2 separate regions of the Homo sapiens genome follow, and region 1 is linked to region 2. Evidence: read pairs that join two places in POLR2A ChIA-PET (ENCODE). Cell type or tissue: PC-3. All regions are shown on one strand. Each heading gives the region's core, and the rest is flanking DNA. Links, peaks and the distances in the headings are about the cores only.

Region 1 (5,367 bases), core at 69-5,068, 350 kb after region 2:
ATGTGCACTTCACATTTTCATATCTATATTTCTAATTTTTGAAATCTGTGAATAGATGGATATTTATAAAATTGAGATCAAGGTAAATATGCTGTTTTGTAGTTAGTATTTTTGCTAATTGGTTTTTTCTTTCTTTTTTTTTTATTTTGAGACGTAGTTTTGCTCTTGTTGCCCAGGCTGGAGTGCAGTGGCGCGATCTTGGCTCACCAAAACCTCTGCCTCCTGGGTTCAAGCGATTCTCCTGCCTCAGCCTCCTGAGTAGCTGGGATTACAGGCGTGTGCCACCACACCTGGATAATTTTTTATTTTTAGTAGAGACGGGGTTTCTCCATGTTGGTCAGGCTGGTCTCAAACTCCTGACTTGAGGTGATCTGCCTGCCTCGGCCTCCCAAAGTGCTGGGATTACAGGCATGAGCCACTGCGCCTGGCCTGGTGTTTTTATATAACTTGAAATTAAAACAGATTACAAAACAGTAAATGTGCTCACTGGAGAGATCAGTAATAGACATGTGTATGACATTCACAGCAGAGCTGATCTCTCCCTGTGTTTCTCATACCCAGCTTCCAGGGCAGCCCCTCCTGACAGTGGTCACCCAGGAAAGCAAGAGCTTCTCTTCTCCTGCAGTGAGCTGTGCCCTCATTTATTTATCTTATTTTATTTTTTTTTTAAATATAGAGACAGGGTCTCACTATGTTGCCCAGGTTGGTCTTGAACTCCTGGGCTCAAGCAGTCCTCCTGCCTTGGTCTCTCGAAGTGCTGGGGTGACAGATGTGAGCCACCAAGCTTGGCCCCTCATTTATTTAAACAGCCCATCTTCAGACTTTTAGGTTGTCTTGGTAAACATTGCTCCTCGCATATCATTGCATCCCCGCACATAGATCTGTGGGCCTTGTTTCCGAAGGATTCATTCTTAGACGTGGAAATGTGGAGTCAAAGGGCACATGCATTTTTTTTTTGCGTTTGGGTTCACACTGCCTGGTGGGTGCTTTTTGGACGTTGTTTCAGAGATAGTTTTGTTTGTGTAGAGAGGGCAAGAGCTGAGGGGAGGCAGATACTGATTGGCAGGTGTGGCCTTACTGGCTGTTTGCTTTTGCTGGATGCTGTCTCCCAGGGCTAGGACCTAGGCCTCCAGGAGCCTCTTGGGTTCATGTCCCACCTTGAGTCTCTTATCTCAGACACCAGGGCCTGAAGGGCCTCCCTTTACTTTGGCCTACCCAGCTCTCTAGCCACAGCCTTGGACCTGTTGGGTAAGATGTAGCCCTGCCCTGGCCCAGTTTTTCCACCTGCCCCAAGATTAACACTGTGTGCCTCACCCTCATACCCGGCCCCTGGCAGAGCTGCCTATTGCTGGGCCTGTCTGGCTATTAGGTGACCTAGGTCCTGTTCTGTCCACTTCAGGAGAACCAGGCCTGTGCTTCTGGTAGACAGCCTTCCCTTGGGAGCCAGGCCCATTAGTGGCTTTTTGGGTTCCTTTTGGGCTCACTCAGTCCTTTGGGACTGAGGCTCTGGGTGCAGGATGGCTGGGGAAAGAGGGGGTTCCTCCTGGAGCCTGTGGTGAGGGATGCTCAGCTGTGCTCAGTGGGCCAGGAATGTCGTGGAGGAAGGCTAATTAAAGGGGAAGGTTGTAATTACCCCAGCAAATCCTTAGCTGCCAAGTCCCCTAATTGCCCGTGGCTTTGATGGTAGCCATCCACACCAAGCAGGTATTGTCTTTTTTTTTTTTGAGTTTTTCTTGTTACCCAGGCTGGAGTGCAATGGCATGATCTTGGCTCACTGCAGCCTCCACCTCCCAGGCTCAAGCGATTCTCCTGCCTCAGCCTCCCGAGTAGCTGGGATTACAGGCGCCCACCACCACACCCGGCTAATTTTTGTATTTTTAGTAGAGACGGGGTTTCACCATGTTGGGCAGGCTGGTCTCAAACTCCTGACCTCAGGTGCTTTGTCCTCCCAAAGTGCTGGGATTGCAGGCGTGAGCTGCTGCGCCCGGCCCAGGTATTGTCTTAGCTCAAGGGCTGTACTTTGGCAGGATTGCAGTGTGGTTACATGCTTGGGTTCTGGAGTCCAGCTGGCTAGTTTCATAACTTGTGAATCATTTTTGACCCTCTGTTTCCTCATCTGTAGAGTGGTAAGAGTCAGCAGACTAGTCATGGCCCCCTGGGGAAAATTCACTGAGATCCCACGAGTAGTGGTTGTCTTTTGCATAGCGCCTAACACATACTAAATAAATACTTCGATTGTTATTAGCTATTGTTACCATTAGGCATTAGTCAGTTCTAATTTTCAATAGTGTTGTTGCATAGAAAGCTAGCTTTTGGCTGGGCGCGGTGGCTCATGACTGTAATCCTAGCACCTTGGGAGGCCAAGGCGGGTGAATCATGAGGTCAGGAGTTCAAGACCAGCCTGGCCAACATGGTGGAACCCCGTCTCTACTAAAGATACAAAAAGTTAGCTGGGCGTGGCGGCAGGCACCTGTAGTCCCAGCTACTTCGGAGGTGGAGTCAGGAGAATCCTTTGAAACCCGGGAGGCGGAGGTTGCAGTGAGCCAAGATGGTGCCACTGCACTCCAGCCCAGGCGACAGTGCGAGACTTCGTCTCAAAAAGAAAAAAAAAACTAGCTCTTATTTTTTTATTATTTATTTATTTTTATTTTTATTTTTATTTTTGAGATGGAGTCTTGTTCCCCAGGCTGGAGTTCAATGGTACGATCTCGGCTCACCACAACCTCCGCCTCCCGGGTTCAAACGATTCTCCTGCCTCAGCCTCCCGACTAGCATGTGCCACCATGTCCATCTGATTTTGTATTTTTAGTAGAGATGGGGTTTTTCCATGTTGGTCAGGCTGGTCTCGAACTCCCGAACTCAGGTGATCTGCCCGTCTTGGCCTCCGTAAGTGCTGGGATTACAGACGTGAGCCACTGTGCCTGGCCAGCTAGCTCTTATTTTAAATGATGCCTGTCCTCCTCTTATGGGGGTTAACATTTTCGATTTTTGCAAAATAAATGTGATAAGAGATTTATTTTTGTTGTTGTTGTTCTGTTTGCTTTTTTAAAACTTACAAGGGGGCAAAATTCAAAAATGGTCAGTAAAATGTTAGGGAAGATTTTACTGGTCCTTGAAATCCAAAAAGGAAACACTGGCCTAGGGAGAATGGGAGAGCTGGAGTTGTTCTTTGTGCCTCGAAGGTGTTTCAGCCCCAGTTCCCTTTCTTTCAGCCCTTCTCTCCCAACACAGCAAACAATAGAGGCAGCCCCTACAACATTCAAAAAGCCCTCTCCTGAAGAGGAGCTGGGAGCCTTTGAATTATTCATTGGCCCAGCTGAGCTAGCAGCTGGGGCCTGGCTCCTGTGACTCCGTCTTCTCTGTCCCCTTCAGTGCCTCGCCTAAGACTGAGATCCCTGGGGAATCTGGGGCTGACTAGTGCTTCCTGGGGCCAAGATGACTGTGCCATCCATTGTAAGCCCCCGTTTCTGCATGGGTTAGGTCTGGCCTGTGCTTATCAGCCATTCCTGGTTTTTCACAAAGCCAGGCTCTGGCAGCGCTCTCACATTTCAGCAAGGCAGCTTTATGCCATCCTAGCCCTCTGCCTTAGCCAGGTGTAAAGGGAAATTTATCCTCTTACAGGCTACTTTTTCTGTCCTCCCATGCCCCAAGCCTAGATAAAGGGGAGATAAGAGAGAGCAGCACTCAGGGCCGGTTTCACATATGCAGCTGGGGGCATGGCCAGCCTGTTTCATTAGCTTAAGCCTGCCTCTCCCCAGGTACATACATAGCTCTTGGCTGAGTCTTTGCACATGGCAGGCCTGGTCTGCCTTGCCCTCCCAGGCGCAACTTCTCATGTGGGCATCACCCTGCTAGTTCTTACCCAGTGCCAGGATTTCCTGTAAGTTTCTTATGCCGTTTGTTTCCATAGACACAGGCAAGATCCACTTCCTGGCAGGGACTCTTTTCTCAGGACTGAATGGCTGCAGATAGCCTCCGCGTTGTATTTTCCACCGGCCCTGGTGCTGGGCTATTTCTAAAAGCCAACCTGGAAGGAGCACCTTCTAACTGATCTTTGGGTTGGATAGACAGCCACCCGATTTCTTCATTGAGTAACATTTTATGTGCCAATGCTGCCCGCACCTCTGACTCCGATTCTACTTCTTGGTCCCTGTCTTCTGTGGGAAAGGTGTAGGGGGATGGGCTCTCAAACTCTGCCACCCTACAAAGCATTGCACACGATGATCTGGCATTTCCACAAAGATTGAGTTGCAAGCTGATTTACCATAGCATTGTGTATGAAATAGGTAGTGAAACAGGTGGAAATAACCCAAACATTTAACAGTGAGGAATTAAATTAATTATAATGCAGTGGCACGATGAAATGTTATTCACTTAGTAAAAGTTGTCATAAGATTATGTTTATATGTAGATGTGGAATGAGGTTCATGAGGAAAAGGAGCAGGCTGCAAAGCAGAGTGTGTCCTGCGATGAATGCATACCATTACCCCGCGCCGGGCACTGTGCACCTTCGGAGGTATTTATCATCAGCCCCATTTTTTAGACGAAGAAACTGAGAGGCTCAGAGTTAGTCACTTGCTCAAGGTCTCACAGCAGCTAAATGGTGTTTTAGCTGGGGTTTGAATCCAGGCCCACCATGCTAAACCATGTAAAACACTATGAGAAGATAACACAGAAGGGTATGTTAAAATGTTTAGTGTAGGCCAGGCACGGTGGCTCACGCTTGTAATCCCAGAACTTTGGGAGGCCGATGCAGGTGCATCACTTGAGGTCGGGAGTTTGAGACCAGCCTGACTAACATGGAGAAACCCCATCTCTACTAGAAGTACAAAAATTAGCTGGGCGTGGTGGTGTGCGCCTTTAGTCCCAGCTACTTGGGAGGCTGAGGCAGGAGAATCGCTTGAACCTGGGAGGCAAAGGTTGCAGTGAGCCGAGATTGCACCACTGCACTCCAGCCTGGGCAACAAGAGCGAAACTCTGTCTCAAAAAAAAAAAAAAAAAGTTTAGTGTATTTCTGGGTGGCAGGATTACTGGTCATTTTCATTTTCTTCTGTTTATATTTCTATTTTTTATGATGAGTAGGTATTGCATACTGAACAAAAGGCTTCCATAAAGTCTTTTTAAAAAGATGTCAGGGCTGGAGTTAGCTTCTCTATAGCAGCAGCCCATGGGTAGGCTGCCTACAGAAACCAGGTGCTAAAGCCACCCCGTCCCTGTCCCATCAGCCTAGTGTGCTTCCCTCTCTGGAAAGCCTATCATGCTCTCCTGACCCTCCTTCATATTCAGAACAGTGGGGAAGAAAGAGGGATGGGGGAGAGTTCCCAGTAGGGGCCATGCCAAGGGGTCATTGTCTGGCAGCAGTGGACT
Region 2 (5,367 bases), core at 97-5,096:
GCGGTGGCTCATGCCTGTATTTCCAGCACTTTTGGAGGCTGGAGCGGGCGGATCACTTGAGCCCAGGAGTTCGAGACCAGCTTGGGTAACATAGTGAGACCCCATCTCTATTTAAAGAAAAACAAAACAAAACAAAACGAATGGACTGACAAACACAGGCAAAGACTGGAAATCTTGGGCTCTTTCGGTCAAAGAGCAGCCAAGACAAGTTCCACCCAGAGAGCTATAGTGGCCAGCACAGTCAGTTTCACTATCAACTCACCTGTCGGGCTCCCTTGGCCCTCCGGTTGCAACCTCACCCTGTTGGATTTCCCTATACTTTGTGTCATCCCTTTTGGGAGCTGATCCAGAATCCAAGTCGTCCTTGAGCTTCTAAGCACTTCTCTGGGGGAACTTAAGCTCATCCAACAGGTAGGAGGGGCAGAGGGTGGCCCTTTCAGCCCTACACCGATCCCCCATCTTGTAGGGGCAAACGACAGAGCGTCATTTTCTTTCTGGAGGAAGGGAGCTCAGTTTTAAAGACACGATTCTCAGACCTGGCGGCAGGGATAGAGAAAGGAACCCTCCCACCACTGGCGGAGATGGACCTCAGAGAGTGGTTGCAGCGGCGATGCTTAGGCCCCGTAGGCAGGAGGCGAAGGAGGAGGACGCAGGTACGTCCCTTGGCCCGGGGTCCGGGACCTACCCTGGACGGGGCTGCCCTCAGCGTCGGGAAGCGGACGTGATGCTTCGCAGGCGAGGAGGAGCAGAGAATGCAGCCCGGGAGAATCCGGGGCCAGAGCACCTCAGGAGGTTGGGGATCTCGTCAGGCTAGAGCCGGGGTCCAGGGGAGACGGGGGTCGGCGGGGCGGAGCTTGGGATCCCGGGGACGGGAGCTCCGGGAGGGAGGGGGTCGCGACGGGGACCCCGTGGCGGTTACCTTGCCCTTAGGGCTGCCGGCGGGGCTGAGGCTCCTGGGCCCGGCCCCTCCCCCGATCCGGCTCCTACGGCTCGGAGCCTGCAGCCGCCGCCGCCTCCGCTGTCAACAAACCCGGGGCGCGTCACTTCCGGGGCCGCCCCTTAGCAACAGCGATCGGGTTCCCCCGACCCGTCCCGCGGCTAACGCGGGCGGCGGCGGCAGAAGGTTCCGGGGACCGGCGGGCGGCTCCTTTCCCCGGGCCCGGCACGTTACGCCGGTGGAGGAAGCCGCGGGATGCCCCCCCCAGGCCACCCGAGAGAACGCGTCATTCAGGGCTCTCCCTGGCCTCCGAGGGGCCTGTTCGTGGGACCCTAGGATCGGTGCCCGCCCTGGCGCTGCGGTTCACCTGAGCCCAACACTGCTGAATAGCAGGACTGACTCTGGGCGCCAGCCCCCTCCATCCAGCGCCCTGTTGAACATGTCTTGCGTTCTCCACGGGTGGCTCACACTCGCGTGTCAACCCGCAGTCATCACCGTCCCCCAAAAGGTGCTCCTAACCTCCATCTAGGGCATGCGCCACCAGGCAACCGAGCTTCCAAATGGGAAATTGGGCGGCGACCTCGGCCCCTACATTTTCCTGGGCCCCTCGTCCAGTCTCCAAGTCCTAAGGATCCTGTCAAACCAGTTCCTTCTGGCCGAGCGCAGTGGCTCACGCCTGTAATCCCAGCACTTTGGGAGGCCGAGGCACGCGGATCACCTGAGGTCAAGAGTTCGAGACCAGCCTGGCCAACATGGTGAAACGCCGTCTTTACTAAAAATACAAAAATTAGCCGAGCGTGGTGGTGCGCGCCTCTAATCCCAGCTACTCAGGAGACTGAAGCAGGAGAATCGTTTGAACCCAGGAGGCAGAGCTTGCAGTAAGCTGAGATCGCACCACTGCACTCCAGCCTGGGCGACAGAGGAAGACTCCATCTCAAAACACCATCATTTCTTCTCTGGATTTCTCTTTTTTTTTTTTTTTTTTGAGAGACGGAGTTTCTCTCTCTTGTTGCCCAGGCTGGCGGGCAATGGCCCTCAGCTCACTGCAGACTCCCCGGGTTCAAGCAATTCTCCTGCCTCAGCCTCCAAGTAGCTGGGATTACAGGCGCCTACTATCACGTCTGGCTAATTTTTGTATTTTTAGTAGAGATGGGGTTTCGCCATGTTGGGCAGGCTGGTCTCAAACTCTTGACCTCAGGTGATGCGCCCACCTCAGCCTCCCAAAGTGCTGGGATTACAGGCGTGAGCTACCACACCCTAGCTAGATGCTCCTTTCTTGAGGAACCCTTTCTTGACAGGTGCCTCAGTTCCATTCCAAGAACTAATTTTGTGGATTTCTTTTTTCTTGCATAGCACCTTTTAATCTTTGACCAGCTACAACTATGTTCGTACAGTCTTGAATCCTTAAAAAAGCTGTTGGGCTTGGCACAGTGACTCACAACCTATAATCTCAGCAGATGGGGTTGTCGAGGCTGAGGCTTGAGCCCAGGAGTTGGAGATCAGCCTGGGCAACATAGGGAGACCCCATTTCTACAAAAATTAGCAGGGCATGGTGGTGCGCATCTGTAGTCCCAGCTACTCGGGAGGCTGAAGTTGGAGGATTGCTTGAGCCCAGGAGGTGGGGAGGTACGGTTTTATGCTCCTTAAGATGGACATCATCAGAGAGACAATAACAAATGTTGACGAGGATATGGCTAGATGGGAACTCTCATATTAATACATTGCTTGGGCCAGGCGTCGTGGCTCAAGCCTGTTATATCAGCACTTTGGAAGGCCAAGGCAGGCAGATCACGAGGTCAAGAGTTTGAGACCAGCCTGGCCAACATGGTGAAACCCCGTCTCTACTAAAAATACAAAAATTAGCTGGGCATAGTGGCGCACGCCTGTAATCCCAGCTACTTGGGAACTTGGGAGACTGAGGTAGGAGAATCGCTTGAACCTGGGAGGCAGAGTTTGCAGTGAGCCAAGATTGTGCCATTGCACTCCAGCCAGGGCAACAGGAGTGAAACTCTGTTTCACAAGAAAAAAAAAAAAAGCCCGGTTTGGTGGCTCACGCCTGTAATCCCAGCACTTTGGGAGGCTGAGGTGGCCTGATTGCCTGAGCTCAGCAGTTCGAGAACAGCCTGGGCAACACGGTGAAACCCTGTCTTTACTAAAATAAAAAATTTTAAAAAATTATCCAGGTGTGGCAGCATGTGCCTATAGTCCCAGCCACTCTGGAGGCTGAGGCAGGAGAATTGCTTAAACCCTGGGGGCGGAGGTTGCAGTGAACGGAGATCACGCCGCTGCACGCCAGCCTGGGCAACACTGTGAGACTCTGTCTCAAACAAAAGAAAAAGAAAGAAAACAGAAAACAAATAGGAAATAAGAAACAAATAACAGGCCAGGCGCGGTGGCTCATGCCTGTAGTCCCAGCACTTTGGGAGGCCGAGGCGGGCAGATCACGAGGTCAGGAGACCGAGACCATCCTGGCTAACATGGTGAAACCCGGTCTCTACTAAAAATACAAAAAAATTAGCCGGGTGTGGTGGCAGGCGCCTGTAGTCCCAGCTACTCGGGAGGCTGAGGCAGGAGAATGGTGTGAACCTGGGAGGCGGAGCTTGCAGGGAGCCGAGATGGCGCCACTACACTCCAGCCTGGGCAACAGAGCGAGACTCCGTCTCAAAAAAAAAAAAAAAAAAAAAGAAACAAATAGCAAAATGGGCTTAGATTAAACCAGGAAAATAATCATAGTGAATGTAAGGGTCTAAACACTTTAAGTAAAAGGCAGAGTTTGTCACATTGCATAGAAAAGCAAGCCCCAGGCTCATGCCTGTAATCCCAGCACTTTGGGAGGCTCAGGTGGGCGGATCACTTGAGGCCAGGAGTTTGAGACAAGATGGACAACATAGTGAAACACTGTCTCTACTAAAAATACAAAAAAAAAAAAAAAAAAATTAGCCAGGCGTAGTGGCATTTGCCTGTAGTCCCAGGTACTTGGGAGGCTGAGGCCAGACTGGGTGACAGAGCAAGACTCTGTCTCAAAAAAAAAAAAAGAAAGTAGGAAGGAAGGAAAGAGAGAGAGAGAGAAAGAGGGAAAGAGAGAAAGACAAGAAAGGAAAAAAAGAGAGAGAAAGAAAGAAAGAAGGGAAGGAAGGAAAGAGGGAAAGAGAGAAGGAAAGAAAAAGAAAGAAAGAAAGAAAAAGAAAGAAAGGAGGAGAAGAAGAAGAAGAGAGAGAGGGAAGGAGGGAGGAAGGAAGGAAGGGAAAGAAGGAAGGAGAGAGAGAGGAAAAGAGAGAAAGAAAAGAAGAAGGAAGAGAGAGAGAAAGAAAAAAGAGAGAGAGAGAAAGAAAGAAAAAAGAAAAGAGCGAGCTGGGCAGAGCAGCTCACACTTGTAATCCCAGCACTTTGGGAGGCTGAGGCGGGCAGATCACCTGAGGTCAGGAGTTCACGACCATCCTGACCAACATGGAGAAAACCCATCTCTACTAAAAATACAAAATTAGCCGGGCGTGGCGGCGCATGCCTGTAATCCCAGCTACTCAGGAGGCTGAGGTAGGAGAATTTCTTGAACCCGGGAAGTGGAGGTTGCAGTGCGCTGAGATGGCATCATTGCATTCCAGCCTGGGCAACAAGAACGAAATTCCATCTCAAAAAAAAAAAAAAATGGCTGGGCACAGTGGCTCATGCCTTCATGCCTGTAATCCCAGCACTTTGGGAGGCCGAGGCTGGTGGATCATGAGGTCAAGAGATCAAGACCATCCCTGGCCAATGTGGTGATACCCTGTCTCTACTAAAAATACAAAAATTAGCTGGGTGTGGTGGTGCATGCCTGTAGTTCTAGCTACTTGGGAGGCTAGGGCAGGAGAATCACTTGAACCCAGAAGGCAGAGTTTGTGGTTAGCCAAGATGGCGCCAATGCACTTCAGCCTGGGCAACATGAGCGAAACTCCATCTCAAAAAAAAAAAAAAAAAGAAAGAAAGAAAGAAAAGAAAGAAAGAAAGAAAGACAAGCTCTCACTTTGGGAGGCTAAAGTGGGAGGGTCACTTGAATCCAGGAGTTTGAGACGAGCAAGGGAAATATAGTGAGATCCTGTCTCTACAAAAAATTTAAAAATTAGTGAGGTATGGTGGCATATGCCTGTAGTCCCAGCTACTCAGGAGGATCTCTTGAACCCAGAGGGTTGAGGCTTTAGTAAGTCATGATGGTGCACTGCACTCCAGCCTGGGTGACAGAAGGAGACCCTGCCTCTAAAATTTTTACTTTTAAAAAAGCAAGCCCCAACAAAATGCTGCCTATAATAAGCCCACTTTAAATGTAAAGACAGAAATAGGTTCAAAGTAAGAGGCTGAAAAAAGATATAGTTTCGATATAGCAAGCCAAATTCAGCAGCATATTAAAATAGCAATATACTATGACCAAGTGAGATGTGGGAATGGGATTTATTGTT

The links. Peaks named below come from ENCODE experiments on the same cell type or tissue, not always from the same donor. Only the 100,000 strongest peaks of a DNase experiment are listed, where the experiment ranks them.
Region 1: POLR2A ChIA-PET joins it to region 2 with 11 read pairs; 2 of 35 experiments call an interaction of 5 or more read pairs at or near these places.

Annotation. Positions count from the first base shown.
Region 1 is chr9:129,123,553-129,128,919 of GRCh38, forward strand. All of the region lies in intron 3 of PTPA (protein phosphatase 2 phosphatase activator), which reads left to right. Among named protein-coding and RNA genes, the nearest start is that of PTPA, 15 kb to the left of the region's middle. RefSeq lists an enhancer at 3,294-4,216. In PC-3, for the core only: no CTCF peak of the experiment used is centred there; a DNase peak (open chromatin) is centred at 2,119; H3K27ac peaks cover 829 bases.
Region 2 is chr9:128,770,896-128,776,262 of GRCh38, forward strand. ZER1 (zyg-11 related cell cycle regulator) reads right to left here and starts at 1,032. Exons shown (of 16, transcript NM_006336.4): 1 at 686-1,032. LOC124902282 (a long non-coding RNA gene) reads left to right here and starts at 439. Exons shown (of 2, transcript XR_007061804.1): 1 at 439-653. RefSeq lists enhancers at 619-668, 1,397-2,123 and a silencer at 859-1,328. In PC-3, for the core only: no CTCF peak of the experiment used is centred there; no DNase peak of the experiment used is centred there; H3K4me3 peaks cover 1,708 bases; H3K27ac peaks cover 1,255 bases.